Linked DNA regions of Homo sapiens: region 1 is linked to region 2. Evidence: chromatin loops called from intact Hi-C (ENCODE). Cell type or tissue: OCI-LY7. All regions are shown on one strand. Links, peaks and the distances in the headings refer to the core of each region. The heading gives the core; the rest is flanking DNA.

Region 1 (15,749 bases), core at 3,850-8,849, 240 kb after region 2:
GAGTATAAAAGGAACAGACCTCAATATAATAAAAGCCATATATGACAGACCCACAGCTAGTATCATACCGAATGGGAAAAACTGACCGTCTTTCCTTTAAGATCTGGCCTACTTTCACCACTGTTATTCAACATAGTACTCAATGTCCTAACTAGAGCAATCAGACAAGATAAAGAAATAAAGGGCATCCAAATCAGAAGGAAGAAGTCAAATTAACCTCATTTACAGATGATATGCTCTTATATTTGGAAAAACCTAAAGACTCCACCAAAAACTATTAGAAATGATAAACTCAGTAAAGTTGCAGGATACAAGATCAACATACAAAAATCAGTAGTGTGTCTGTATGTCAACAATCTAAAAAATAAATAAAAAAGTAATCCCATTTACAGTAGCCACAAATAAAATACCTAGGAGTTAACATAACCAAAGCAGTAACAGATCTCTACAACAAAAACTATAAAACATCAATGCAAGAAATTGAAGAGGACACAAAAAAATGGAAAGATATTCCAGTTCATGGATTAGAAAAATCAATATTGTTAAAATGTCCATACTACCCAAAGCAATCTACAGATTCAAGGCAACCCCTTGCAAAATACCAATCGCATTTTCACAGAAATAGAAAAAACAATCCTAAAATTTATATGGAACCACAACAGACTCAGAATAGCCAAAGCTACCCTAAGCAAAAAGAACAAAACTTGAGAAATCACATTACCTGGCTTCAAATTATACTATGGTGCTATAGTAACCAAAACATCTGAGTACTGGCATAAAAACAGACACACAGACCAATGGAACAGAATAGAGAAAATCCAGAAACAAATCCATATACCTACAGTGAACTCATTTTTGACAAGGTTGCCAAGAACATACACTGGATAAAAGACAGTCTCTTCAATAAATGGTGCTGGGAAAACGGAATATCCACATGCAGAAGAAGAAGACTAGACCCCTACCTCTTGCCATATACAAGTATCAAATCAAAATGTATTGAAGACTTAAATCTAAGATCTCAAAACTATGAAATTACTATAAGAAAACATTGGGGAAACTCTCCAGGACATTGGAGTAGACAAAGATTTCTTGAGTAATACACCACAAGCAAAAGTCACCAAAGCAAAAATGGACAAATGGGATCACATAAAGTTAAAAAGCTTCTGCACAGTGAAGGAAACAATAAAGTAAAGAGACAACCCACAGAATGGGAGAAAATATTTTCAAACTACCCATCGACAAGGGTAGAAAATATAGGGAGCTCAAACAACTCTATAGGAAAAAAAATCTAATAATCTAATAATCCAATTTAAAAATGAGCAAAAGATCTGAATAGACATTTCTCAAGAAAAACACACACATGGCAAACAGGCATAAAAAAAGGTGTTCAACATCAATGATCATCAAAGAAATGCAAATCAAAACTACAATATCATCTCAACTCTGATAAAATGGCTTATATCCAAAAGACAGGCAATCAGGCAATAACAAATGCTGGTAAGGATGTAGAGAAAGGGAACCCTAGTACACTGTTGGTGGGAATGTAAATTAGTACAACTACAAAGGAAACAGTTTGGAGGTTCCTCAAAAAACTAAAGTTATCATATGATCCAGCAATCCCACTGCTGCGTATAGGTCCAAAAGAGGGGAAATCAATATATCTTTTTTTTATTTTATTATTATTATACTTTAAGTTTTAGGGTACATGTGCACAATGTGCAGGTTAGTTACATATGTATACATGTGCCATGCTGGTGTGCTGCACCCATTAACTCGTCATTTAGCATTAGGTATATCTCCTAAAGCTATCCCTCCCCCCTCCCCCGACCCCACAAGAGTCCCCAGTGTGTGATGTTCCCCTTCCTGTGTCCACGTGTTCTCATCGTTCAATTCCCACCTATGAGTGAGAATATGCAGCAATTGGTTTTTTGTTCTTGTGATAGTTTACTGAGAATGATGATTTCCAATTTCATCCATGTCCCTACAAAGGACATGAACTCATCATTTTTTATGGCTGCATAGTATTCCATGGTGTATATGTGCCACATTTTCTTAATCCAGTCTATCATTGTTGGACATTTGGGTTGGTTCCAAGTCTTTGCTATTGTGAATAGTGCCGCAATAAACATATGTGTGCATGTGTCTTTATAGCAGCATGATTTATAGTCCTTTGGGTATAAGCTGAAACTGGATCCCTTCCTTACACCTTATACAAAAATTAATTCAAGATGGATTAAAGACTTAAACGTTACACCTAAAACCATAAAAACCCTAGAAGAAAACTTAGGCATTACCATTCAGGACATAGGCATGGGCAAGGACTTCATGTCTAAAACACCAAAAGCAATGGCAACAAAAGACAAAATTGACAAATGGGATCTAATTAAACTAAAGAGCTTCTGCACAGCAAAAGAAACTACCGTCAGAGTGAACAGGCAACCTACAAAATGGGAGAAAATTTTCGCAACCTACTCATCTGACAAAGGGCTAATATCCAGAATCTACAATGAACTCAAACAAATTTACAAGAAAAAAACAAACAACCCCATCAAAAAGTGGGCAAAGGAAATGAACAGACACTTCTCAAAAGAAGACATTTATGCGGCCAAAAAACACATGAAAAAATGCTCACCATCACTGGCTATCAGAGAAATGCAAATCAAAACCACAATGAGATACCATCTCACACCAGTTAGAATGGCAATCATTAAAAAGTCAGGAAACAACAGCTGCTGGAGAGGATGTGGAGAAATAGGAACACTTTTACACTGTTGGTGGGACTGTAAACTAGTTCAACCACTGTGGAAGTCAGTGTGGCGATTCCTCAGGGATCTAGAACTAGAAATACCATTTGACCCAGAAATCAATATATCAAAGAGATATCTGCACTTCCATGTTTGTTGCAGCACTGTTCACAATAGCCAAGATCTGGAAGCAACCAAAGTGTCCACTAACAGATGAATCGATAAATAAAATGTGATACATATACACAATGGAGTACTATTCAGCCATAAAAAATAATGAGGCCCTGTCACTTGCAACAACATGGATGTAACTGGAAGTCATTGAGTGAAATAAGCCAGGCACAAAAAGACAAACTTCACATGCTCTCACTTATTTGTGGGATCTGAAAATCAAAACAACTTAACATATGGAGATAGAGAGTTGAAGAATGGTTATCAGAGACTGGGAAGGGTAATGGGGGATGCAGGGGTGGGAGATAAGGATGGTTAATAGGTAAAAAAATATATAGTCAGAAAGAATGAATAGTACCTAGTATTTGACAGCACAACATGTTTATTATAGTCAAAATCATTTAATTGTACATTTTAAATTAACTAAAATAGTATAATTGGATTTTTTGTAACACAAAGGATAAATACTTGAGGGGATGGATACCCCATTTTCCATGATGTGATTATTACACAATGCATGCCTGTATCAAAATATCTCATTTACCCCATAAACACTTACTATGTAACCACAAACATTAAAAATTTTAAAAAGAGAAAGTGAGTAAATAAAAATTAAATATGAGAAACCTTATATTGTTTGCTTCTGCAGGGGTAGGAATCCATTCCCCAACCCCTTTCCTAGCTTATCCCAGTTTTCTATTCTGTTTTTTATTTGCAGGGGGAGATTCTTTTTACAGGGCTCTCTGAGTAGAAAACGTAATGAATCTGTCATTCTACTATAACGTGGGGTCCTTTTGTACAAGTATTTTCCTGCTTTTCAGACACTGGCAAAAACTAAAAGATGAAATAAAAATATTTGTAGTAAAACATTTAATTATAAATTAGTAAAACATATAAGTATAAATTTAATTATAAATATTTTTAGTAAAACATCTAATTATAAATTATAAAATACAAATCTGTAACCATTATCAAAATATATTACTTGAAATGTTATATATGATACATTTCTTATTCCTAAACTAACAAATAATCATGGATTTGTATAAGGCATGAAGATAAAATATTGCCTAGGTTTCCTTCCCTGCTTCCATCAACTCCATTTTGGGGCATAGGGAGGATAGAAAGTAAGAATCAAAATTAACTAAGAACTGATAAAAGTTTTAAAGTAGACTACTCCTCTAAGGAGAGTTGCTCTATTCTATCAATTAATAATGAGAATTTATAATGAGAATTTAGATGACTGGAGAATCTAAATGGAAAGTACTTTTTCAGTGGCTTTTAGAAAATGTGTGCTTACTAAAAACATATACATATATACATTCCTATACCTATGCATATATATTCATGTTCAATTTGTAATAATTCATTGAACTGAACACACATGCTTTGGCTAGTGTTTTGTATATATGTCATATATCAAATGAAAAAGATAAAAAACTAGCATTTATATAGAATTATTAATAATTGTACATATACTTACTATTATTTCCTTAGCTTGTTGAACCACGTCAGCTGTTTTTGCCTGCAATTCTGCATTTAAACGCCTAAAAGCAGAAAATAATTGGGATATACTGAAGATCTTAACAAAAATAAAAAATAAACTTCAGCAATTACACGTTATCAAGTGACGTAATCAACAAATGCCAAAATATACATATGGCATTCTTACTCTAAAATGAACACAGCCATTAAGAACTTATCCTCAACTCCCCATGATTCCTCCTTCCTTGTAGTAGGAACTCAAACACTAAGTATTAGCCTTTCTGTGGCCCTCTATTAATTTCAAGTGACGTAACTTATCTAATATATTTGGGAAGAATAAGCTGGGTGAGTTCAACTCTGTTCCACTCACCACCTCCTCGTTATTAGCCTACCTGCAAAGAATGCAAATTCTAACCTTGCTTCTCCAGAGACAGGCCCTGCTCTAATGTGGGCAGAAGTGGGCACGGTATGGGGGAGACCTGCTCTGGTTTGGGGTATTGCTATAACTGGGGAGCTAAATGTGAGGTTTAGTGAGCAGACCCAACGTGGCTCACACCTCAGATACATACTTTAATATCAAGCTTCCTCGGAAATAAAGGTGACTATTTTGACCTCTACCTGTCACTCCTTTTTTAATTATGATTTTTCATTCTACTTGGAATCTAGCAAGAATAGAAATACTATTTACTTGGTCCTATATTAAGACTGCAAGGATGACAATATTATTGAAAAAAATTGTTTTTAAACGAAAAACTGCCCATAATCCTACCACCACCATCCATTTTTATTTTTAATATTCCCTTCCAATTTTCATCTATAGCATACACACAATTTTGTACTGTTTTCCCACAGCAATATAAAAGGAATATCTATCTTCACGTAATCTTTAGAAGCATGTTAAACTGCTATACGATTAAATTGCAATTAAGATAATGTACTGAACTCTGTCCCTATTGTTAAGTCCCCTTTTCACTTTTAAAGGTTAACACCATAATAAATATATTCAAAAGCATATAACTTTTTTCTCCTGTTGAGATGTCACATTTCTAGACCACCTAGGATCTTCTGAGGTTTTGTGAAGGAGACATGTTAAGGATTTTAAAAATTAGATATCTTGTTTTTCTTAGACATGGGATTCAGAAGTAACACAAAACACCATCTCCACCCCCAGGGAAAAAAAAAGGGGGGGAGATTAGTACCATATCCTTTAACAGTCTGAAGCTTTAAGAAATATTTTTATATCTTAGGATTACCTGGTCAAAAGAAAAATATCTAAGAAAGACTTAAAGGTGCCTTTAAAGTGCCATTACCTGATTTTTCAAATTTCCCTAACAAGGACTTAATCACAAGGATTAAGTTTCCAATTAATATAGTGGACCAAGATGACTGAGAAGACTATGCTACTCTAAATCCATGGAAATGCCAGATAAAATGTAATGGAGGAAATATTGCTAAGCTCAAACTCAGGCAAGGGAAATGCCCTGGTACTAAGAATAAAGCAGCAATTCAAAGTGAGAGCAACAAACAGGAACAGAAGCCAAAATAGCTTAAAAGCTAGAAGCTGATGTATGTGAGTCATGAAGGGATACACCTGTGAAACACAGACTACAAAAATTCTACCCACAACCTTAGGTGAGCAGAAATGAAACTAGAACCACAGGTAGAAAAGATTCTCTTGTGAGTAATTAAAACAAACAAGAGGGAAGTCCAAATTCATCTTATCTAGGTGATACAAGGACACCATGGAAAAACTTTAAAATAGAAGAAAGCTGACGTGGAATCAATCAAAACTCGAAACTAGTAAAGGTAAATTGAAAACCACCCTATAGGAACATTTACTCATCTAGAATATATAGGACTCTCTCAAAAAGCAAACTGCTAAAGATGACTTCAGAAAGGTAACAAATTGCATAAAGAAACAAGCCACTGAAAGAGAGAATCAGCAGATGTGAGGAAAGGGAAAATTTATACTATAAGAACAAGAGATAATATAACAATTAAAAAAAGATTTTAAAATTAGCATTAATTTGGAAAAAAAAAATGCACTTAGAAAAACATTAGGCAAGAGCCAGATTTTATCATAAAAGAATGCTGAATTTGAAAAAGATCCAAATATAAATTACATAAATGAAAAACACAGTCACTGAAATTAAGAACTCAAGGAAATTTGACAGATATGTTGAACAGCATAATGGGCATAGAAGGAATGAGTGAATTAGAAGACAGATATAAATAAATCACCTACAAGGAGATACAGAAAACAAGGGGATAAAAACACAAAAGACAGGTTAACATCCATTGAAGACAGATGTTATGTTCCTACTTAACAGAAGTTATAAAAGAAATCCCAGAGAGGCCTGGGTGCAGTGGCTCACATCTGTAATCCCAGCACAGTGGGAGGTGGAGGGAGGATCACTTGAGGCCAGGAGACCAGCCTGGCCAACATAGCGAAACCCCGGCTCTACTAAAAATACAAAAATTAGCCAGGTGTGGTGCTGCATGCCTGTAATCTCAGCTACTGGGGAGGCTGAGGAATGAGAATCGCTTGAACCTGGGAGGCGGAGGTTGCAGTGAGCCAAGATCGTGCCACTGCCACTCCAGCCTGGGCAACAGAGCAAGGCTCTGTCTCCAAAAGAGAAAAAAAGAAATCCCAAGAGGAGAGAATGACAGTATTTCAAGAGCTAATGCTGAGAATTTCCCAAACTGAAGACATGGATCTCATGAAGAATAAAGAAAACAAATCCACCTGTGTATACATCACAGTGAAAATACAGAATTTTAAAGAGAGTACTCCCTAAACTACCAAATCATTATTTCAAAACAACAGAGAAAAATAGTCTACCAGCATAATTATCTAAAAAGCTGACAGCAGATGGCTCATTAACATTTCTGACATTCTAACATTTCTATCCTTATATTACCAACAGACAATATAAGGATATCTTTAATGGGCTGAGAAGGAAAAGCTGGCCATCTAGAATTACATTCAGATAAACTGTAATTGAAGAATAAATGCAAAGTAACAATTTTCAAAAAGACTGGAGAGTTTAAGACTCAGGTTTTCACAAAAAGTAATAAAGGGTCTACACTTCAGGAAGGAGGAAATTGAATCTGGAAAAAAAGAATTATGAAGATATCTGAAAACATGATAAATCTAAATTAGTACAGACTATAAAAAAATTGATGATTAACTGGGTGTGGGTGTATTCAAAACAACAAAGTAAAATATTATCTAATTTAAAAGACAGAGGACACCAAGTTAAAGCATTCTAACGTCTTTCCACATCACTAAAAATAAAGACATAATGAAAACCCATTCAATCCAGCAGAAGACAGACAAGAACCAAAGACAAGACATAATAGAAAATATAAAAAATAAGGTGGCTAAGACAACTTCAAGTTATGTAATAATGTAAATATATTAAATTCACTTATTAATAGGCAGAAATTATCAGACTGGTTATAAAAAGAATGCTCTTACTGATAAATGACATACAAAGTTTGAACATAAAGGGATGAAGAAAGATAGACACTGCATAATAATGAATCAAGAAGATTTAAATAAGTCAAACAAGATATTCCCAAACAAAAATGGCCACATTATAAGGAATTTTTTTAAACTATAATTATAATTGATGATTTTTAATACACTTCTAACAGAAACCAATAAAGCTGCAACAAGAAAAAAGGTGAGGATACCGATGTCATGAAGAACAAATATAAAACAGATTAGCCAACAAATAATAAATACATTTTCTATCAAAGAACGCATAGAACTTTTACAAAAAGTGAACAAGCACTTGGCCACAAATAAGTCTCAATACATTTAAAAACTTAATATCACATCAATTCTCTAATCATAATGCAATTTAAAATAAACTAGGCTGGGCCTGTAATACCAGCACTTTGGGAAGCCGAGGAAGGTGGATCATTTGAGACCAGGAGTTAAAGACCAGCCTGGGCAACATGACGAAACCCCATCACTACAAAAAATATAATACAAAAATTAGCCAGGCATGTTAGCACATGCCTGTAGTCCCAGCTACTCAGGAGCCTGGGAGATGAAGGTTGCAGTGGGCTGAGATCACACCATTGCACTCCAGTCTGGGCAACAGGGTGAGACCCTGTCTCAAAAAAAAAAAAAAATTAGCATGGCATGGTGCCATGCGCCTGTAGTCCCAGCTCCTCGGGAGGCTGGGGTGGGAGAACTCTTGAGCCCAGGAGGTGGAAGCTGCAATGAGCCATAATCACACCACTGCACTCCAGCCTGGACATCAGAGCAAGACCTTGTCACATACATACTCAGAAAAATAAAAACTAGACAACAGTAAACAAACAACCCTATGTGCTTGCAAACTAAAAAACACACTTCTAAATAATTACTATGAAAATCGTATAATATTTAGAACTAAATAACCATAAAAGAAATATACATCAAAACAAGTCCTGGAATATAGTTAACCTACAGTTGGAGAGAAATTTAAAGACTAAATATATTTATTAAGAAATAAGAAAAACAATAAATGAGGTAAATAAACTAAAAAACAAAAAATTAATCCACCCCAGTTAGAAGAGATCATTTGTCTTTATTTCTGTAAAGATTAATGAAATTTTAAAATAGCACAGATTAGCAAGAAAACCAAAGCTGGTTCTCTGAAAAGACCAATAAAACAGATAAATCTCCCAGGAAGCTTGATAGAAAAAGAAAAAGACAAAAATAAACAATATTGGAAAGCTACCAAAAGGAGGGGTGTACATGGTTATGGATACAGTCAAGATTTCAAACATACCACCATAGACTCAGTTTATGCTAATGTATTTTAAAACATACATGATATGAACACTTTTCTAGAACAAAAAATTATTTTAGAAATAACCAAAAACTATTCTAGAAATAGTACATCTAATCATTAAAGAAGCTAAATGCATAGACAAAAAGAATCCCCTTGAATAAAAGAACACTAGACTCAGACAGTTTCACAATTTTAATCAAAGGGCAGAAAATCTCTAATTATAAAAAGCTTCCAAGAAAAGAATCAAAAAAGGAAAACTATTCGGCTTCTTTCATACAGACAGAATGATACTGATATCAAAAACAGAAAGGAAAAGAAGTAGAGAAAAACTACAACACCCATTTCACTTTTGTTCATAGATGCAAAAAACCTACATAAAATTATAGCAATCAAATCTAGCAGTCTTTAAAGGAAAACAAGAAACCTGCCTTTGTAGTTCAGTATGTTAAAACATTAAAGGAGGGAAAAAGAACATACCAACAGCTGAATTAATTAGGGAAAAAATAAGTTTTGATACATTTAACACTCATTCAAATTAGGAATTAAGGGGAAGAATTTTAAACATAATAAAAAGAATCTACCAAAACCCTAGAGCAAACCTCAAATGTAGTGATTATTAAAAGTGGGCTTCTCAAAATCATAAACAAGGAAGCTCACCATCACTTTTTCTATTCCATATCACACGGGAAGTCCTAAACAGAGAAAAAGAGAGAATGTAGGAGAATTATCAAGGGACAAAATGATCAAAATTTGCATATAATTGTCTTCATCAAAAATCCAAGGGAATTCACAGAATGAATAAGAGAGTTCAGCAGGACTGAAGATCTGTGTGTATATAAACGCAGATGTAGCATCAACATCTAAAAATTCTACATTTATAACCAATTAGAAAATAGAAAAAATTCCACTTATTATATAGCAACTATTCAGTACCTTGAAGCAAATTATATACGCAAGAATTTTATGTAGTAAAATGATAAAACACTATTAAAGGTAAAAACCCATAAATGGAGAAGTATCATATTCGTGGAAAATTCAATAGCATAAATAAGTCAGTTCTCTACAAATTAATCTGTAAATCCAATGTAATTGCGATTTATGAGGGGGCTTGCCCTACCAGTTATTATGTTATCTTATTGTTTAGCTATCTGGTATTATAATACAGGAATGAAGCTTGAAAAATCTATCCACTTGAGCGATTAGCATCTTCCTTAGTCTATCCTTTCGGACAGTGATTATTTCCTCCAACAGAAGCAGAACTGCAAAAGGTTTTGGATTGAGGTCCCTGGGAAGTAGCATTCTAATGATCAATGCCAAGACAACAGGTGGCAAAACAGATACCATACTGTTATAATTTCATATTCTTGCTTACAGGGATGGCCAGACATTTTACTCTTCTACATGACACAGAAGTATTCTAGAAGATTCAGGTAGTGTAGGGAGTTACTCTGTTCATATGCTTCAGATGTGCACAACTCAGAGTACAGATAACAGAACAAGTAACAACTGGCCACCATATAATACTGTTTAGCTATCTCGTTTTATAAAGTAACTCGTGCTAGAATACAATAATAGTCCCTGTATATTTCTCATTTTAAGCAGGACTGTATCCCTAAGGATGCACCAGAACCAGGTGCAAAATACACTCTCAAATAACTGAACAAATAAACCTAATCCAGGTATTTAATACTATATGGTTAATGATAATGAAAATAACCGTTTTGATTGAGGCATAGCTGATAAAGAACTATATATAGAAAACAGATTAATTTGCTTAAGTACACTTTTGAACTGGGATAATCGGCCCATTTCATCAGAGAGAAGAAGATATGATTATCTTCCTACTTGCTGTGGTAAATTGGTCTGTGTATAGTTCACCTAAACACAGTACCTTTCAGTTTTAATTTCAAATATGCTTATAGATCATATGTAGATCATACGATAACTCTAGTTTAACCCTCTGATACAAACTGCCAACTATTTCCAAATTTTAATCTAGTTATTTTATATTAAAACGGAAGGGAGTTGTTAAAAGGCACTTTTTTATAAGGGTATGTATGATGGCAAATAAAACAGACATCGCCTCTGCCCTTGGAACTTACAGTCCAGTGGAGACAGACAAAAAGGAAATTCACAAATGAATTTATTGTAACAAATTATGCTAATTAGAAAGAAAAATCACTGAGACAATGAAAAAGACCAACAAGGGAGCCTACTTAGCATGGTCAAGGAAGGCCACTCACATTACAGGTTGAAGGCGTGTGTGACTGTCTCTTTCCTGAGATAGAAAGAAAACCTGGAAGAGTTTTTGGAACTAAAAGGCCAGTGAAGCTGGAGAGTTTTAGGGGGAAAAGGGGAAGAGGGAATAAGATCAAATAGAGGAGGCAGGAGGAGCCACATCGATCAGAGCTTTTGAAATGCAACAGGAAACTACTGTAGAATTTTAAGCAAAGGCATGGTAGATCAAATTAAAAGATTACACTGGCTGCTGTGTGAAAACTTGGGGATGAGGAGTAGAATGGGCCAAGAATGAAAGCACCGTTGTCAGGATAGTTGTAATTACACTGAGAACAGATAAGAAAAGGAATATTTGAACGAGAATGGTAATTCTGATTGCAGTGGGAAGCATCCTTTCAATTTAGAAACCAACCTAAAGGAAATTTACACAAGGTAAACTCTATGAACTTGATATTAAGCGAAATAACCTAAACTATCAAGTGAACTAACTATTCGTGGCAATTCCTGCTACCCAAATAACTTCCAACAGTATCTTGCTGTTTACTTGGGCTACGTTTTAAATTAAACAACATGCTTACTTGGGCTAAATTTTCGCCCACTTCAAATATCTTCTAATACGCAGGCGAACTACTCAGATCAAAGACAAAGAAAGGATAAACGGCAGGTGAACGAGATGACGAGAAGGGAATGCTGCAGAGTGAGTGGTCCCGAAGATCCAGCCAGTCTCCAGAAAAAAGTACTTGTAAGCAGCCTCATTCAGATGAAAGAAAGAAGGAAAAGTTCAACCGCCGAATTTCTTACTTATATTCTTCCTCCAAGGCGAGGAGGTCGGGTCCAGGTGTAGAGGGTTGCTGAACGGGTGGCGGGAACGGAGTCCCTGGAACGCTGCTTCTCTGTAAAAGAGCCACAGACTTTCAGACCCGAAGTTAAAGGAAGTTAGGCGTCCTAGTCGCCGGAACCCAGACGCTCCCCAGGAGCCTGGAGTTGAACTGACCGTGAGACACAGACTTCGCCCCGCCATCTTCGGCGACTGCGACGCGGTTACCGAGGCAACGACGCATCTTCCCGCGAGAGTTTCCACATCCCGGTTGCCTCCCGCCCGGGCGCCTACGCCTTCCCACTCTCAGGTTCTGTGCTGCGAGCGGCGCGAGCCTCTGGCAGCGGGCTCGGCCTTTGCTCGCAGCACTCGGCGCTGTCCCAGGAACCCAGGAAGGCTTCCTAACTGCAAATTCGACTTAGTTAGTGCAAATTCTCAACTTGTGGGGGTTGAAAGAGTTTCAGCCAAAACAGGCAGGTCCTTTGCCGCTACTCTATAGAAAGCAAGCTGGTGAGGCAATCCCTCCCTGTTGTGCTTTTCAAACCGTTAGTGGCTAATCCGACCTTCACCCCGTTTGCTTAAAGTGAGCTCTTCAGTGGAATTCAGAAGTTTTGATTTCTAATTTTTGTTTACAGCATGCATGGCTAAGACTCAGGCTCTCAAGTTAGTCAACCTAAATTATTATCCTGGCACTGCCACTTACCAGTTATATGGCCTTGGGCAAATCACTCTGTATATCGGCCACTTCATTTGTCAAATGGAAGTGAGAATAGTGCCCACTTCACAGTTATTATGAGAAGCAAATGAATTCGTGCTTAGGATCATGCCTGAAACACGTAAGCGGTTAACAATTTCAATTGTTTTGGAATAAAATTGACATCCAAAAATAAACCGTGATATGATGTATGGTCATCTGATCTTTAGAAAGGGTGCAAGACCATTCAATGGGAAAATAATTGTCTTCAACAGATGGGGAGACAACTGGATATCCAAATGCAATTAGACCCTTAACTTCACACCATATACAAAAATTAAAATGTATCAAAGACCTAAACTTAGGAGCTAAAACTCTAAAGCTCTTCAAAGAAACTGTTGGTGTAAATCTTTATGACCTTGAATTACAATTCTGAGAATCCTTGATGGATTCTTAGATATGACACCAAAAGCAGTAGCAAAAAAAAAAAAAAAGAAAAGAAAAAAGAGGCTGGGCACAGAGGCTCATGCCTGTAATCCAAGCACTTTGGGAGGCCAAGGCGGGTGGATCACCTGAGGTTGGGAGTTCAAGACCAGCCTGACCAATATGGAGAAACCCCGCCACTCCTAAAAAAAAAAAATTAGCCGGGTGTGGTGGCTCATGCCTGTAATCCCAGCTACTGGGGAGGCTGAAGCAGGAGAATCGCTTGAACCTGGGAGGCAGAGGTTGCGGTGAGCTGAGATTGCACCATTGCGCTCCAACCTGGTCAACAAGAGCGAAATTCCATCTCAAGAAAAAAACAAAAAAAAGGAAAAAAAAATAGATAAACTAGACATTATCAAAACTAAAAACCTTTAGTTTCAAAAGATACCATAAATAAAGTAACAAGACCACAGGAAGAGGGGAAATTCTTGCAAATTATATATCTGATAAATAACTTGTGTCTGGACTATATAAAGAAGTATTAAAATTCAAAAATAGGTAGGTGCAGTGGCTCATGCCTGTAATATGAGCACTTTGGAGGCTAAGTCAGGAGGATCACTTGAGCCCAGGAGTTCCAGACCAGCCAAGGCAACACAGCAAGACTCCATCTCTACAAAAAAAAAAAAAGGAAATAGATAAATAAAAATTAGCTGGGTCCAGTGGTACATGCCTGTAGTCCCAACTACTAGGAGACTGAGGTGGGAGGATCACTTGAGCCAGGGAGATCAAGGCTGCAAAGAGCCATGGTCACACCACTGCACTCTAGCCTGGGTCACAGAGTGAGACCCTGTCTCAAAAAAAAAAAGAAAAACAATTTAAAAAAATTTTTAAAAAAGACAACCCAAGTTAAAAATGGGCAAAGAAATAGGGATTTCTCCAAAGAACATATACAAGTAGGCAAAAAGCACATGAAAAGATGCTCAGTATTGTCCTCAGGGAAATGAAAATTAAAACCAAAATGAAATGCCACTTGACACCCACTAGAATGGCGATAATCAAAAGGATGGATAGCCAGGCGCGGTGGCTCACACCTGTAATCCCAGCACTTTGGGATGCTGAGGCGGGCAGATCACCAGAGGTCAAGAGTTTGAGACCAGCCTGGCCAACATGGTGAAATGCTGGGAGATAGAAGTTGCAGTGAGCCGAGATAGCACCACTGCACTCCAGCCTGGGTGACAGAGGGAGACTCCATCTCAAAAAAAAAAAAAAGGATGGACAATAACGTGTAGAGGAGGATGTAGAGAAACTTGAACCCTCATAAACTGTTAGTGGGAATGGGAAAATTGTGCAGCCACTGTGGAAAATGGTCTAGCAATTCCTCAATAGTTTATACACAGAGTTACCAAACAATCCAGCAACCACTGCTAGGTATACACCCAAGGAAAATGAAAACACACCCACATGAAAAGTATATGTACAAATGTTTATGTCAGGATTATTCATAACAGCCAAAATGCAAAACAAACCCATAATGGTCATAAACTGATTAGTAATTAAATAAAAAGTGGTATATTCATACAATGGAATATTATTCAGAAATGAGAAAGAATGAAGTACATGTATACCACAATATGGATGAACCTTGAATATATTATGCTAAGTGAAAGAAGCCATTCACAAAAGACCAAGTATTATCTAATTTCTTTCACAAAAGATCACATACTATAGGATTCTATTTCAATATGACTACATATTGTAGGAAATGTCCGCAATAGGCAAATCCATAGTGACAGAAGTAGATTAGTAGTTGTCTAGGCTTGGCAGATGATGGAGGGTTAGCTAAGGAGTTGCAGGGTTTGGGGGGCGCTAGTGAAAATATTCTAAAATCAATTGTGTTGATGGTGTACAACTCTGTGAATACACTAAAAGCCAATTAATAGTACACTTTATATGGGTAAATATAGATATGTGAAATAAATCACTCAAGCTGTTAAAACATCTTAAAAATAAACTATTTACAACATCGAGGGATAAAGAAAGGAACACTATGCTAGCACTAATCAAAAGGAAGCTGGAGTCGCTATATTAATTTCAAACAAAGATGACATCAGAACAAGGAAAATTATCAGGGACAAAGAGGAGCATTAATGATAGAGGTCAATTCTCCAAGGGGATAGAACAATCCTGGTGTAAATCCTCCTAACAGTAGTGTCAAAATGCATGAGGCAAAAACTGGTAGGACTTGCAAAGAGAAATAGACAAATCCATCATTATATTTGGAGACTTCAATACTACTCCTTCAGTAATTAACAGGTTAAGCAGGCAGAAAATCAGCAAGAGTTGCTCTGGACAGCACCATCAATTAGCTTGATCTAATTGACATT
Region 2 (15,749 bases), core at 5,109-10,108:
CCTTTATAATGTTTTTTAGTGGGAGTTTTCAGATTGCAGATTTTCAGCCTTTGCTTGTTTGAAAATGTCTTTAAGTCCTCATCATGGAAAGAAATTTTCTGAATATAGAACTGTGCATTGAACAGTAATTTTCTTTCAGCATATTGAAATACCATTTATTTTCTTCTCACTTCTATATCGATTACTAAGAAGATAGCTGTCCATCTAATTGTGCTTCTTTCTCTCAGGCTACATTTAAGATCTTTTGGTCTTCTGTATTCTGTAGATGCATAATGACGTGTTTAGGTATAGATTTCTGTTTATTATTCTGTTTGACTTATTAAAGCTTTTGGATCTGTGAAATAGTGACTTTTTGGAACATTCCCACTATCTATTCAAATATTGCTTCTGCTCCATTCTTTTTAAAACTGATTAAGTTCATGTTAGACTTTTTGACTGTATCCCCTATGACTCTTAACGTTTTTTTTCTTATTCACTCTGGGATATATTCTGCATAACTTAATTGTTTTAATATGCTCTCTTTATATTGAATCTGCTGTTAACTGTATCCATAAAATTTTAAAATTTTCAGTTATTACATTTTACACTGCAGACATTCTCTTTTTTTTCTTAAACTCTACTTGTAATTTACTCATTTTCAAGCTTGTCTTTTATTTATTAAAGCATATTAAGCAAAATTATTTTATGTCTGAATATTCCAGTGTCTAAACTTTTCTCACGTCTGATTCTGCTGTGGTTTCTGTTTGTTCTAACCTGTGGGGTCTTATTTCCTTAATGTTTGGTGATTTGTATTGTGTCCTAATGTCTTAATTGTCCTCACATGGTAATTCTTAGAGGCCTGGAATAAAGAAAGTTTCCTCCAAAGAGGATTAGATTGTGTCAATCATCTGAAGATCTGGAGGCACTATTAGTCCACTACTACTTTACAGTTATTATTGGAGGTTTTGGAGACTACAAAACTGATATAAAATTAGGCTGCAAACCTGCTTGAAGACCACATTGTGAATACAGATTATCAGGAGAAATCCTTCCTATCTCCAGCGTGCTGAAATTGGAGACAGATAATTTTTCTTAGTCCTAATGGTTGTGTCAGCAGAAGGAGGGCCTTGAGTGTAAGTTGTCCAGGTTTTTGGCGTTTTGAACAAAGAATTAGACAAAACCCACAAAGTAACAAAAGAATGAAACACAGGAATTAAGTATCAAAAGCAGGAATTTATTAGAGAAAGCACTCCACAGTGTGGGAGTGGGCTCAAACAAGCGGCCGATGGGCCCCGTTACAAAGTTTTCCAGGTTTTAAGTACTCCTGTTGAGGTTCCTACTGTTACCCCTTATCTGGATGAAGGATTTGGTTTGTGGCTAAAGGCTGAGGTGAATGGGTGCCCTGTGCAGATGAAGGGATGGTCCCTGCTTGGCCCCAAGGCCAATCCAAGGCACTCTCCCTTTCCATCTGAGACATGGTGGAAGGGGAGGGTGGCAGGGACAGCAGCCTTTGATCCTTTGCTACTCAGGTGGTTGTAGGGAGATGGAATTTTACCTTTTGGTTTAGCTTTAGGAAGTTGGCCTGAATTGGCCTTAGATTCCCTGCCTCCAGACCCAGGTGTTTTCTCTTTTAGAAAGTTAGCATAAATTGACCTCAGATTCCGTGCCCCCAAATCTTGGTGTTTTTCCTTGATTCAGCACGAAATGGCCTTCAGTTCCCTGCCTCCAGACCCTATTCTCCTGCCTCAGTTGGGGAAATGTGTAAGTATTTCTAATTCACCCTTATACTAAAGGGTAGATCCTTGTGATTTCAGCATTGTGTGAAGTTCTACTCGTAGATATAAACTGTATTTTCCATCTTCTGTTGACAAGGCTGTGAAAACCCATGCTCAGGTTCATCCAGCTCAGCAAACGTCTCAAGGAAGAAGTCATCTCTCTGGGTTCTGCCTTCAATTAGTTTTTCTCCAGAGTGTTTTTTTCTCTCTCTTTCCAGATTAAAGACCTATTTAAGAAAACTTTAAAATATTTTTGGTTATTTTCAGTGAATTTTTTTCTTGTCTCTCCTTAATAATTTTTATTGGGTGGTTTGGCGTTTTCATCTGCAGATTCATTTTAAGTGGTATTTTTTTTCCTTTGCCTCTTTCTGTGCTCCCTCTTCCCTGTCTAGTAGTTCTGTGGTTTCTCCCCTCTAGTTGTCTAGGACTCTACTCCAAAATTATGCCTCAGTGGCTAGAAACTCCAGTCTCAAAGTGGCAGCTGGCTCAGCATCTGAAGCAGTATGTAGCTTTGCTCAGATTTCTGTGCAGTTTTCTCTTATGCCACCCCCAACCATGAAGTTATACAGGTTTACAGAAGCAGTAACCTCAGGCAGTGATCACAGCTGTTTTCACACAGAGACCCCAGCTGTACCATGGTTCCATGCCACATACATAGTGCTTTCGTTACATCAAAGGAGTAAAAACTCCCAGTGGCCCCTAGCTGCTTCCTGGACCTAGACATCGGCAGGGCTGCCGCTTTAGCCCCACCTTACTAGGTTGCCGCCTTCTGTTTCTGACCCAAATAAATGCTTATTTTGTATCTGGGCATGCATGAAACTGTCTTTTTCTTGTTAATTGAATCTATAATTCACATTTGTAGAGAAGGGGGAGAGTTCAGTGTTGAATTTACAGCACTCTTGACCTAAATTGTCCTCTTCACACATTTTTCTCAGTTTATTTTGTTGTCCTTTTTCTAGCTGCTTCATTTGGATGCTTAGTTCCTTTTGAATTATTCTTATTTTCTAAAAATGAGTTTAAGGTGAATATTTTGTATAGCTAACATTTACTAACCGTTTGCTATATGGCAGGCACCAAGCTAAAAGTACTTTACGTTGATTATTTGCTGTAATCTTCCCAAAAGCCTTATGAAGTAGAAACTGTTAGTATCTTAGTTTATAAATAAGAAAGTTGAGATACACAGTGAATAAGAAATTAGTTACGTGTAACCAAATAGGTAGTCTGACTCTCAAAAGCCTGGGCTTTTGACTAGGATTAGATATGTACCAATCACAACCAGTTAAGTGATGCATACATATATATAAAGAAAGACTTAATAGACGTTTTTCATTTCTCAGTTTCCTTCCTGCTACCCAATATAGCTAAAGGGCAATGTATTTTTTGTTTGTTTGTTTGTTGTTTTTTGAGACGGAGTCTTGCTCTGTTGTCCAGGCTGGAGTACAGCGGTGTGATCTTGGCTCACTGCAACCTCCGCCTCCCGGGTTCAAACGATTTTGCTGCCTCAGCCTCCCGAGTAGCTAGGATAACAGAAGCCTGCCACCATGCCCAGCTAATTTTTGTATTTTTAGTAGAGATGGGGTTTTACTGTGTTGCCAAGGCTGCTCTCTCTCGAACTCCTGACCTCAGGTGATCCGCCCACCTCGGCCTCCCAAAATGTTGGGATTACAGGCGTGAGCCACGGCGCCCGGCCAGTGCACCACATTTTGAACTGTTACCCAATTATCTATTCAAAAATAAATTTAAATGAAATACCTATTTTAAGCCACTAAATTTGTAGGAATTTGTCATGCAGCACAGAAAACAAATACAAACTGTTTCTGGTTTTTAGCTATTATAAGTTGCTTTGAACATCGCATGCAAGTCTGTGTATGGACATAAGCTCCGATTTACCTTTGGTAAATAGGAATAGGATGACTGGGTGGCATGGTAAGTATGCTTTTAATTCTTTAGGAAACTGCTAAACTGTTTTCCGAAGGGGCTTTTTGTTATATTCTCAGCAGCATTGTATGAGAGTTGCAGTTGTTTCCAAATTGTCACTAACACTTGGTATGGTCAGTCTCTTTAATTTTGTCCATTCTAATGGGTGTGTAGTGGTAAATCAGAGAATATGCTTTCCATAATTTTAGCCTTTGACATATATTAAGATTGTCTTTAGGGCTGAGTATATGGCCAGTTTTGGTAAATGTTTTATATGCACTTGAAACAAATATATATTCTGCAGTTGTTGGGTACAATATTCTACATATATCTGGTAGGTCAATTTTCTTAATTTTGTTATTCAGAACTTTTATATCCTAACTGATTTTGTTTGACTACTTGTTCTATCAATTACTGGATAAGGTGAGTTAAAATCTTCTACTCTGAATTCATTTCTTTTTTCAGGTCTTCAGTTTTTGCTATATTTCAACCACTGATAGTTTTTCTTTTTGAGAATATCACATAAATGAAATTGTTACAGGAAAGGCATCCCGATCCAGACCCCAAGGGAGGGTTCTTGGATCTCATTCAAGAAAGAATTCAGGGCGAATCCACAGTGCAAGGCAAAAGCAAGTTTATTAAGAAAGTAAAGTGATTAAAGTACAGCTACTCCATAGACAGAGTAGGGCATTCCCGAAAGTAAGAGGAGGAACACGTCCACCCTAGGTACGATACTTGTCTATATATATAGGATAAAAAAAATCATTGGGAGATGTGCTCTGCTACAAGGGTTTGTGATAAAGGATTAATTTTCTTAATTACTGTATTTTACAATAATCGATATTACCATTAAAGCAAAACTAGGAATGCTTCTCTTCTCAAGATAGCAGGATATCAGGACACTCCCAAGTCTGGATCTGTTTAGTAAACATTATCCATCTGTTCCCTTAACCGTAAACATCTAGAGGCTAGGAATACATTAGTTTCTAGGAATGCAGCCCAGCAAGTCCCAGCCTCAGTTTCCCAGCCCTCACTCAAGACGGAGTCACCCTGGTTCGAACACCTCTGACAGACTGATACATTATGTAACACTTTGAGACTTTGATTCAGCATAAGGTCTATGAGATTTGTACAAGTTGTTGCATGTATCAATAGTTCATTCCTTTTTATTACTGAGTAGTAATCCATTCTATAAATAATATGTTTATTCATTCACCATTAAAGGACATATGGTTGTTTCCTGTTTGATTATGAATAGAGTTGGTATAAACATTCATGTACATATTTTTGTGTGACCATATGTCTTAATTTCTGTTGTAAATACCCAGGAGTAGGATTGCTGGGTCAAATGGTAAGTGTATGTTTAACTTACAAGAAACCAGCAAGCTGCTTTCCAGAGTAGCTGCACAATTTGCATATTCACTTTTTACTTGGAATCAATATTTTACTTCAACTGGAATGTAGAAACCTCACCCACGTATGTTCTTTTATCCTCCATGCTTTACATTATAGTTGTCATACATATTACATTTATATTCATTAAAAGCCCATTAGATAATGTTACGAGTTTTGCTTTCAGCCATCAAATATATTTTAAAGAACTCAAGAGGAGAATAGTCTGTTATAGTTACTTAGGTAGCCACCATTTTCGTTGCTCATCCTTTATGCATAATATACCAAGTTTCCTTCAGGTACTATTTCCTTTTGGCTGAAGACATTTCTTTATAATTATTTTAGAGCAGATCTGATGACAACAAATGATCTTAGTTTTCCTTTTTCTAATGATGTCTATTTCATCTTAATTCTTAAATAATTTTAATAGTCTATAGAATTTTAGGTGGACAGATTTTTTTCTTTGTTTGTTTCTGCACTTTAAAAAATGTGCCATTTCATCTGAGTCTCTCTGGTTTCTGGTGATAAATCAGTAGTCATGTGAATCAATGTTCTTTTCTATGATAAGGCATTGTTTTTCTTTGGCTACCTTCAAATTTTTTCTTTGTCTTTAGTTTTCAGCAATTTGATTATGGTGTTATCAAAGTCAAATAAAATGATAGAGATGAAACTCTAAAGAAAATGTTTTATTTGGAAAAACGGAATTACCATTCAGGGCATGTACACAGACCAGGGTGGTCTTTGGTATCTTCAAAGAGCAGAGAAAAGGTTGGGGGTTTTATTAGAGAAATGTTATGTATTGTTTTGTAAGAAAACTCATTGGCATTAGGAAAGTTTTTGGGAGCTCATAAGCTCTGATTGGTGAGTAATGATGGGTAGGTAAAACTAGGCTTAAAGTCATGGCAGTTCATCTTAGCAGCTACTAGGTAAAAATAGTCTTAAGGTTGTAGCAGATCATTTTGGCAGTTGGCTTAGGAGACAGTCCCTGGGCAGGCACTTGTGCCCTGAGTGCTTTTCTTTTCTTTTCTTCCCCTGGTCTCCTGACTCTAATTTAATTGGGCATGATAACTCCAATTCATATAATCAATTCTCACAGTGTTTGGTTGTGGATTTGTTTGGGATTTTTCCTGTTTGAGATTCACTGAACTTCTTGAATCTGTAAGTTTATATCTTCTGCAAAATATGGGAGGAGTTTTTTGCTGTTATTTATCCTCCCCCTTTTTATTGTGGTAAAATATACAGAAAATAAAATTTACCACTTTGACATTTCTAGTGTATAATTCAGTGGCATTTAGTATATAAACAATGTTTTATGCAACCATCACCACTATTTTGAGAAATTTTTCATCATCCCAAACAGAAACTCTCTACCCATTGAGCGATAACTCCCCATTCCCCCTGCCCCTAGTACCTAGTAATTTCAATTCTATTAATCCTTTCTGTCTTTATGACTTTGTGTATTCTAGATACCTTATAAAATATGTGTTTGTCTTCACGTCTGAATTATTTCACTTAGCATAAGTTTTTCAACTTCATGTTGTAGCATGTATCAGAATTCATTCTTTTTTTGTGGTTGAGTGATATTCCATCGTACATATATATCAAATTTTGTGCATTCTGTTTGTCCATCTTTTGATGGACACTTTAGTTGTTTCCACCTGTTGGCTATTGGGAATAATGGTGCCAGGAATATTTGTGTACAAGTATCTGTTTGAGCCCCAGTTTTCCATTCTTTGGGGTATATATTGAGCAGTGGAATTATTGAGTCATATGGTAATTCTATATTTAACATTTTGAGGAGCTGCCAAACTTCCCATAGTGGCTGCACCATTTTAACTTCCCACCAGCAATTTACAAGGGTTCCGTCTTGGGTGCGCGATGACTGTCTGGGCTGGTGGCACAGAGGTAAAAGAATTTACCAAGATAGTTGTAGGTAAAGAAAGGCAGATTGGTTAAAGAAAGTATAAAAGTACGTTGCCAGGGAGCTATAGGTGGAATCAGCAGAAGAGTAGCTGACTGCAAGGAAACAAGGAAATAAGAACAAGAATGCTTCTTATGCTGAAGAGTGCTACAGGCAATACTGATAATGCTAAGGTTGCAGTGAGCTAACTTGCAGGTGTCTGATGATAGTTGGACCCAGGAGGGCAATGTGTAGTGGACCATGAAGAAAGGCAGACTTGAAGCTTATCTGCTTTCTCTTTTTGCTTTGCCTTGGTGTCCAGCCAGCCTGACTCCTTTTCCCTAATTATGAATCCACAGGTTCCAATTCCCACATCCTTGCCAACACATGTTAATTTCAGGAATTCTGGGAGTAGCCATTCTAGTGGATGTGAAATGATATTAGACATTATTCCTTTCTCCTCTTTGTCAGTCTCTGATAACACAAACATTAGACCTTTGGTACTGTCCCACAGGCTCCTTAGGTTCTTTACTTTTTTAAGAAATATTTTCTTTATTTTCGGATCAGGTAATTTCTATTAACCTATCTTCGAATTCACTGACTCATTTTTTTGTCATCTCCATTCTGCTATTAAGACTATCTAGTGAGATTTTTTTAAAAAAATTTAGTGATTACATATTTTTTTCAGTTCCCAAATTATCATTTGGTTCTTTATGTCTTCAGTTTCTTTGCTGAGACTTTATATCTTTTTATTCATTTTAAGAGTGTATGTCCTTACTTCCTGGAGCACCTTTATACTAATAATAGCTGCTTTAGCATTTTGGTCAGATAATTCTAACACCTGTGTCAAATCAGCATTGGTGTGTGTTGATCATCTTTTTCTCATGTGAGCTCAGATTCGCCTAGTTCTTCATATACTAAGTAGTTTTGGAATGTATCCTGGAAATTTCAAATATAATGTTAAGGGACTCTGGGTTTATTTAAATCCTATGGAGAATGTTGATATATTTGTTTTAGTAGGCAATTGACCTTATTGGGTTCTGGCTGCAAATTCCAACCAGCTTCTGTGGGTTGTGGTTTCAATGTCAGTTTCATTTTCAAAGCCTTCAGTTTTATTCAAATTTGTCACACATGTATGCTGCTCAGTGGCCATTCTGAAACCTGGCATGTGGTTTATCTCTTAGTTTAGTTCAGTCTTTGGTATGTTGGTTTATGATCAGAACCACACATGCATCCCTCAGAAGTGATACCAGAAATTCATAAACAACATTATCTGGTAATTTTCCAAAGATCCTCCCTTTAGGTATTTTCCCCAGTAACTTCCAGTCCCTTAAGCCTCTTTTTTGATCTTCCATCTGTAATACTGTGGCTTTATTTACCCCCCATCCTGCCCTACATTTTTCATGTCTGCACTCATATCCAGGGATAAGTGGAGGGAAGTTAGAATTTAAAAAGAAATGGTGTTCACCTCACTCTCTTGAGACTATAGCACCTCTGGAAAGTAACCCTCTCCCTCTCAGAATTTTGGTGCTCCTGTAGCTATCGGGAGATCTCTATCTTCTTCTTTGATCCTGAGTAGAAGGCTTCTCTGGAAGCTTTCTCTAGCTATACCAATACCTATCTCCACATTATAGATTGCCTTAAATCCACACTGAGAAATACTAAAGGGGGGTGAAAAGGGTCTATTCACTACCAGTTAGGTCTACTCCACTTCAAATTTCGTTGTTCTTTAGTCTTCATACTATTATCTTGTATTCACAGTCCTTCCACATTGTTATATGCATTCTGTCCAGGTTTTGTAGCCGCATTCAGTGGGAGAGTCAAAGTGGAGTGTGCTTACTCCACCTTACCCGGAACTGCAACTCTTAAAATAATTTTATAATTAACATCAATAGTAAGGGAGACTATGCATAAAACAAATAAACAAAACCTAACAAATTTGACATGTAAGCACTCTCACTGCCAGGCCAACATGTTGTTTAAAACTGTCCATAGAAATTGAATCTAAGTAGAGAAATTTCAGGTAGAAGCAAACTTTATAATTCCACCAAACCAAGAGCAAGTCAAGAATGCCTTCTATGATACTCTGGCTTCTTATTTTTAGGATGCAGAAAAGCTGCTCTGGCTAGCTTAAGAAAAATAGTTGCTCTGGCTAGTTTAAGAAAAATAACTTACTAATCAAGTATTATAAGAAGACACAAATACCTAAATCAGAAATGAAAGTGGGGACACAACTATTGACCTTTCAGAAGTAAAAAGGATTATAAGAGAATACTCTAAACAATTGTATGCCCAAAAAAAGATAACCTTGATGGCATGGACACATTTCTAGCAACAAATTACCAAAACCGACTCAAGAAGAAATAGAAAATCTGAATAGAGGTATAACAAGTAAAGAGAGTGAAACATTAACCAAAAACTTCCCAATGAAGGTAAGTCCAGGGTCAGATGGCTTCATCAGTGAATTATACCAAACATTTAAAGAAGAATTAGCACCAATCCTCAATTTTCCAAAAAGTAGAAGAGAACACTTACTAACTTGTTTTTGATGCCAGCGTTACCCTGATACCAAAATCAGATAAAGACCTCACAAGAAAAGGAAGTCACAGAGCAATATCCCTAAGTAATATAGATGTAAAAATTCTCAACAAAATATTAGCGAGCCAAATCCAACAACATATTAAAAGATTATATACCATGACCAAATAGGATTTATCCCAGGAATCCAAGGGTGTTTTGACATGAGAAAATAAGTGTAATATACCATATTAATGGAATGTAAAAACGCCACATGATCATCTCAGTTGATGCAGAAAAAATACTTGACAAAATCCAACACTTTTTCATGATAAAAACTTAGAAAACTCACTTTGGGAGGCTGAGGCGGGCAGATCACGTGTTCAGGAGATTGAGACCATCCTGGCTAACACGGTGAAACCCCTTCTCTACTAAAAATACAAAAAATTAGCCAGGCGTGGTGGCAGGCACCTGTAGTCCCAGCTACTCTGCAGGCTGAGGCAGGAGAATGGTGTAAACCCGGGAGGCAGAGCTTGCAGTGAGCCAAGAACGTGCCACTGCACTCCAAGAAAACTAGGAATGAGAGGGAACTTCCTCAACATGAGAAAGGGCAATTATGAAAAACTCGTAGCAGAAATCATACTCAGTGGTGCAAGACTAAAATCCTTTTCCCCAAGATCAGGAACAAGACAAACATGCCTGCTTTCACCACAGCTATTTGACATTGTATTGGAAGTTTTAGCCAAAACAGATAGATGGATGGATGGATAGATAGATAGATAGATAGATAGATAGATAGATAGATAGATAGATGAAAGATAAAATGGCATCCAGATTAAAAAGGAAAAAGTAAAACTATTCACAGATGATATGATCTTATATGTAGAAAATCCCAAATAATCCACAAGAAAGCTACTAGAGCTAATAAATTCCGTAATTTGTAAGATACAAGATCAACGTGCAAAAATCATTTGAGTTTCTGTATACCACCAATGAATAACCCAAAAAGGAAACCAAGAAAATAATTGATATGGTTTGGCTCTGTGTGCCCACCCAAATCTCATGTTGAATTGTAATGCCAAATGTTGGAGGTGGGGCCTGGTGGGAGGTGTTTGGATCATGGGGATGGTTTCTAATGGTTTAGCATCATTCCCGCAGTGCTGTCTCATGATAGAGTTCTCACAAGATCTGATTGTTTAAAAGTGTGTAGCACCTCCATCTGCTTGTGCTCTTCTTCCTGTTCCAGGCATGTAGGATGTTCGTCCTTCCCCTTCACCTTCCACCACCATTGTAAGTTTCCTGAGGCCTCCCTAGCCAAGCTTCTGTACAGCCTGTGAAACTGTGGTCAATTAAACCTCTTTTCTTTGTAAATTACCTATTCTCAGGTAGTTCTTTATAGCAACGTGAAAAGAGACTAATACAACAAACAATCTACTTACAATAGATCTGAGAATAAAATACCTGGGAATAAATTTAACCAAGAGGTGAAAGACCTGGACACTGAAAACTACAAAAAATTGCTGGCAGAAGTTAAAGAGGAACGAATTAAATGGTAAGACATACCGAGTCCATGGATTAGAAGACTTACTATTGTTAAGATGGCAATACCCAAAGCAGTCTACAGATTCAATGCTATCCCTGTCAAAACTCCAATAGCCTTTCTTTTCTCAGGAATGGAAAAGCCAATATTCAAACCTTTATAGAATTGTAAGGGGCCCCAAATAGCCAAAACAGAATAACAAAGTTGGAGGGCAAACACTTCTTGATTTCAAAACTTACTATAAAGCTACAGTAATCAAAACAGTGTGGTGCTGGCACAAGAATAGACATATGAATGTACTTAATACCACTGAATTGTACACTGAAAATGGTTAAGAGTAAATTTTATCTTACATATATATAGCAACAAAAAATGAAAAAAATCTGCCATACCTATAGGTTTATTTCTGGATTCTCAGTTCTATTCCATTTATCTATATGTCTATTCTTGTGACAGTTCATCTCCAGAATTCTTGCATCTAGTAAAAGTGAGACTCTATACCCGTTAAGTAATTACTGTACATTGCCCACTTTCCCTATCCCCTGGCAATCACAATTCTATTTTCTACCTGTTTAATTTTGACTATTCTAATACCTCATAAAAGTGGAATAATGTAGTATTTGTCTTTTTTGTGACTGGCTTATTTCACTTAGCATAATGTCCTCAAGGTTTATTCATGTTGTAGTATATGTCAGAATGTACTTCCTTTTCAAAGCTGAATAATACTCCGTTTTGTATATCCATTCATCTGTTGATGGACACTTGGGTTGTTTCCATATTTTAGCTATTGTGAATGATGCTGCTGTGAACTTGAGTGTACAAATATCTCTTCAAGACCCTGGTTTTAATTTTTGCGTGTAAGAAAGAGTGAAGCTATATAAAAATAAACCCAGTGCTCTTGCTATAGTCTAGAAAGAGGAATTGCTGTGGTTAGGATCCAGGCTTCCCAATTTTAAGCCTTTAAGGGTTAAAACTAGGACAGCTATTGACCTAGAACATCCTAACACATAATAGGCATTCAATGAAGGGCCGATTGAATAACTTAACTTGAGAAAGGCAATAGGATAGGCTGAAAGTAGCAGCTTGATGATGAATGTTGTGGCTTTCAGAAGCATGGTTACTGATGCCAAGTTATTATTGATACATTAGGATAAATTTAAAACCTAATTCTCGAGGCTACCTGATGCCACTAGCAGAAAACAATCAGTCCTTTCCTAGGATAGATGGTGGGAACCTTTACCACTAAAACATTATTTTCAGACTAAACACAAGGCTTCTAAACCTACTTCCAGATTACAACATCAATAAATAAAAAGATATGAATTTATTGCTGGATTCAACCAACAATTAAACTCCTGTAGTAGTTAAACACACTATCTTATCCTAAATGCCAAAAGTGTTTTCAGGATGAGGAAGATGAAGCAGCATGGGTTTAAAACTTGGTTTTGGTTATTATTATTAAAGCCAATTTATGGGCAGTGCTTTTCTAGAAAAATAAAAACTTTTTTATTCTCAGAACTTTGTTACTTCACTTCACTAATGTGTCAAGTAAGTATTACTGGACCATATCAACTCTTCTTGAAGTATGTACCACACCTTGGTTCTAAGGCATGCAAACAGAAATTCTGTGTAAATAAGAATTACCTGGAAAATAAATAAATATCATTACATCTGGATTAGGCAACAATAGGTGAGTTTCTGTATTTCAGAATTTCTCAGCATGAATCTACAAGTGGGATGTATAGTATATGGCTTCCTATAAGGTTATTTGACTTTTTATTTTTGAGAAAGATTTCTCAAGAGTAGAGCTCCTCAAAACAAATTTTGATAAATACTATTCTGGACGATTAGCATTTTTAGGAGCTGGGAAACTGTGGCCCATGGACCAAATCTATATGCTGCCTGTTTTTGTACAGCCTGCAAGCTAAGAGGAGTTTTTACATTTTTTAATGGTTCAGAAAAAACAGTATATCTTATGACACCTGAAAATTACATAAAATTTAAATTTCAGTGATGAATGCAAATGTATTAGCATACAACTATGCTCATTTGCTCACATATTGCCTATGGCTGCTTTTACACTACAATGGTAGAGTTGAGTAGTTGCAACAGAAATCATATGTGTCACTCTTATTAATTCACACTGCTGCTGAGTGCACTATAAGTCACAGTAATGTAGGTATAACGGGATAGAATTCCAAGTGTACCACCATACCACAATATTTTTTTTTGTTACTAGTCTTACCAATCATGTCAAAACAAAGGAAGGGAATAGTAGACTCTAAATGTCATGTTTTAAAGACGCAGTGAAGTGTGGATTATTTTGCTGTCAAATTAGATGGCAAAGTGTTGTATTTATCATGGAATAACATTAGAGTTGTGCTATAAGAATGTAGTATACATCTGCTTGCTGGACTAAACACTTATCATGATATTCCCAACTCTCAGGAATACAATGGTCAGAAAAATTAAAAAATTTAAAACAATATTTTATTATAACATAACTTATTTACAAAGAAACAGTGAAGGAGACTGTAACCAAAGTGAGTTTCCAAGTGGCTCGTTTGTTAGTCACATGAAGAAAGCCATTTACCACTGGTAGGTTAATTAGATTGTTTGATTGCAAGAGAGAAAAAAATGTGTCTAGAGAAAATTATTTATGACTATTAGGCTTATGGTGAGAACAGTTACTTGAAGAGAAGAAACATCAGTAACAAACTAAAGAATAAGGGCAAATGATTTCAAGTTGTTTTCCTTGACTGGATGAGTCCACAGATCATATTGCTGCTGATCATTTGTTTATTCCTAAAGACAATGCCAAATTTGAGGTGAAATAAGTATTAGACTCTTTATATAGAGAAACTACAGGTGAGATTTATTTTCACAGAAGTTGGGAAAACATTAATTCAGTAAAATCTGAAGTGGAATCTACTAAGATGTGTTATAATGGATGGTGGTAAAAACATCTGGAGCAGGCAAAGGCTTTGGTTGACAAATTTATAAAGGTTGTGAAAGTGTAAGTTGATTAAAGCCTTGGTTTTTCATTGTATTACTCATCCGTAGGTATTTTGAGGAAAATATTTGAATCTATCATGTGATATTGAACCGGTAGAACAACAATGAACTTCATTTGCTCTTGTGGACTTCATTACTTCCAAGAATTTTTGTCTGAAGTATAAGTTGAATACTTAGATTTTCCCCATCAAACAGTAGTTTTATGGCTTAGCAGTGGTAAAGTTTTACTGTGATTTTTGAGCTCAGGGCTGAGATTGCAATTTTTCTGAACAATAAGAACCACCTCAACCAGTATATCAAACACTGAATGGCTTTAGAAATTACCTTTTGCAGCAAACTTGATAGTTGTTTAATAAATTCAACCCAAAATTACAAAGCAAAACAATGCTTAGGATGTGAAACTTATACTGAATTAAAGTCATTTTGACAATTAATTTTTAAATCATAAAAAATGACAAGTAGCTTTATATACTTCCCATGCTAGCAAAAATTGAAACAAGAAACAAGATCTTCAATACTATACCATTTGCAGTAGATATATTTTCCAAGCTCAAACTGCCTTTCCAGTAGAGTTTTTGGGACTTTGATGCAAGTGCAAAGGGAATTTCCATATTTTGAAATTAATTTAACGGTGAAATTGAGGAGCTTCCACCTAACCGTTTAACTAGAAAGTGATTAACCTGCAATGTAATGACATGCTAAAATGAGATTCTGTAAATGCCTTCCAAATGATGAGTATGTTCAATAAAAGTCACATGAGTGGCTCAATATTAGTATTTTATAGTAGTTACTGTGTATAAAAAGATATTTTTAATGATGAAATACATAAAAGCTCATCACAAATTAGCATTAACATATAAACAGTTGCAAATGATTTTTATGATAGGGAACACTAACTATGAATCCCAATTTAGCAAAAATATTATCCCTGCCATTAAAAAAAAAAGTTCAGTTCTTCTCACTAGTAGACAACTATAACAAAAATTTGTACTCAATTTTTATTATATTTTGATTTTCATCAATTAAAAATTTGTGGAAATTTGTTTTCCCTCTTGTTACATAAAAATCTGTACAGTATCTTCAATTTTGCCTGTTGGCCCACAGAGTCCAAAATATTTACTATCACAACTTTTTATTAAGAGACAAGGTCTCTGTCTGTCACTGAGACTTCAGTCCAGTGGTGCGGTCATAGCTCGCTGCAGCCTTGAACTCTTGGGCTTAAGTGATCCTTCTCACCTCAGCCTCCTGAGTAGCTGGGACTACAGGCACATGCAATTGTTTCTATGTTTTGTAGAGATTGGGGGGGTCTCACTTTGTTGCCCAGGCTGGTCTTGAACTCCTGGCTTCAAGTGATCCTCCCATCTTGGCCTCCCAAAGTGTGGGATTATAGGTGTGAGTCACCACACCTAGCCACTATCACACCTCTTGACCCATAAAAAAGCCTTTACAAAAAAGGCTTGCTGAATTCTTAAACAGACCATTGAATTAGAATAGGAAGCCCAGAGCAAAAACATGCATAGATGGATGAACCTGGATTTAGTAAAAGGTGGTACTGCAGTTTAGAGAGGAAAGAAAAGTCTATTCAGATGAAAAAACATAAACTTTACCCTACCTCACATCATCATGAAAACAATTCAGGGTGGATTATAAATCTATGTGTGAAAAACTAAATAATAAAACTTTGACAGATAATATAAAAAGAATGTCTTTATGA

Evidence for each region. Hi-C counts contacts between places; a loop is a spot of excess contacts. Peaks named below come from ENCODE experiments on the same cell type or tissue, not always from the same donor. Only the 100,000 strongest peaks of a DNase experiment are listed, where the experiment ranks them.
Region 1: a loop joins it to region 2, with 2.6 times the contacts of the local background. A loop is called at or near these places in 1 of 110 quality-filtered maps.

The regions. Positions count from the first base shown.
Region 1 is chr15:56,362,154-56,377,902 of GRCh38, reverse strand. TEX9 (testis expressed 9) reads right to left here and starts at 12,477. Exons shown (of 12, transcript NM_001395496.1): 1 at 12,426-12,477; 2 at 12,233-12,324; 3 at 4,399-4,462. The coding sequence starts at 12,452. RefSeq lists enhancers at 6,712-6,851, 12,184-12,233, 12,774-12,823, 12,834-13,013. In OCI-LY7, for the core only: CTCF peaks have their summits at 6,684 and 6,911; DNase peaks (open chromatin) are centred at 5,962 and 8,612; H3K4me3 peaks cover 4,416 bases; H3K27ac peaks cover 4,418 bases.
Region 2 is chr15:56,600,659-56,616,407 of GRCh38, reverse strand. It overlaps LOC105370832 (a long non-coding RNA gene), which reads left to right and starts at 10,812. Exons shown (of 4, transcript XR_007064652.1): 1 at 10,812-11,032. In OCI-LY7, for the core only: no CTCF peak of the experiment used is centred there; DNase peaks (open chromatin) are centred at 7,187, 7,797, 8,097, 8,637 and 1 weaker place; H3K4me3 peaks cover 4,026 bases; H3K27ac peaks cover 5,000 bases.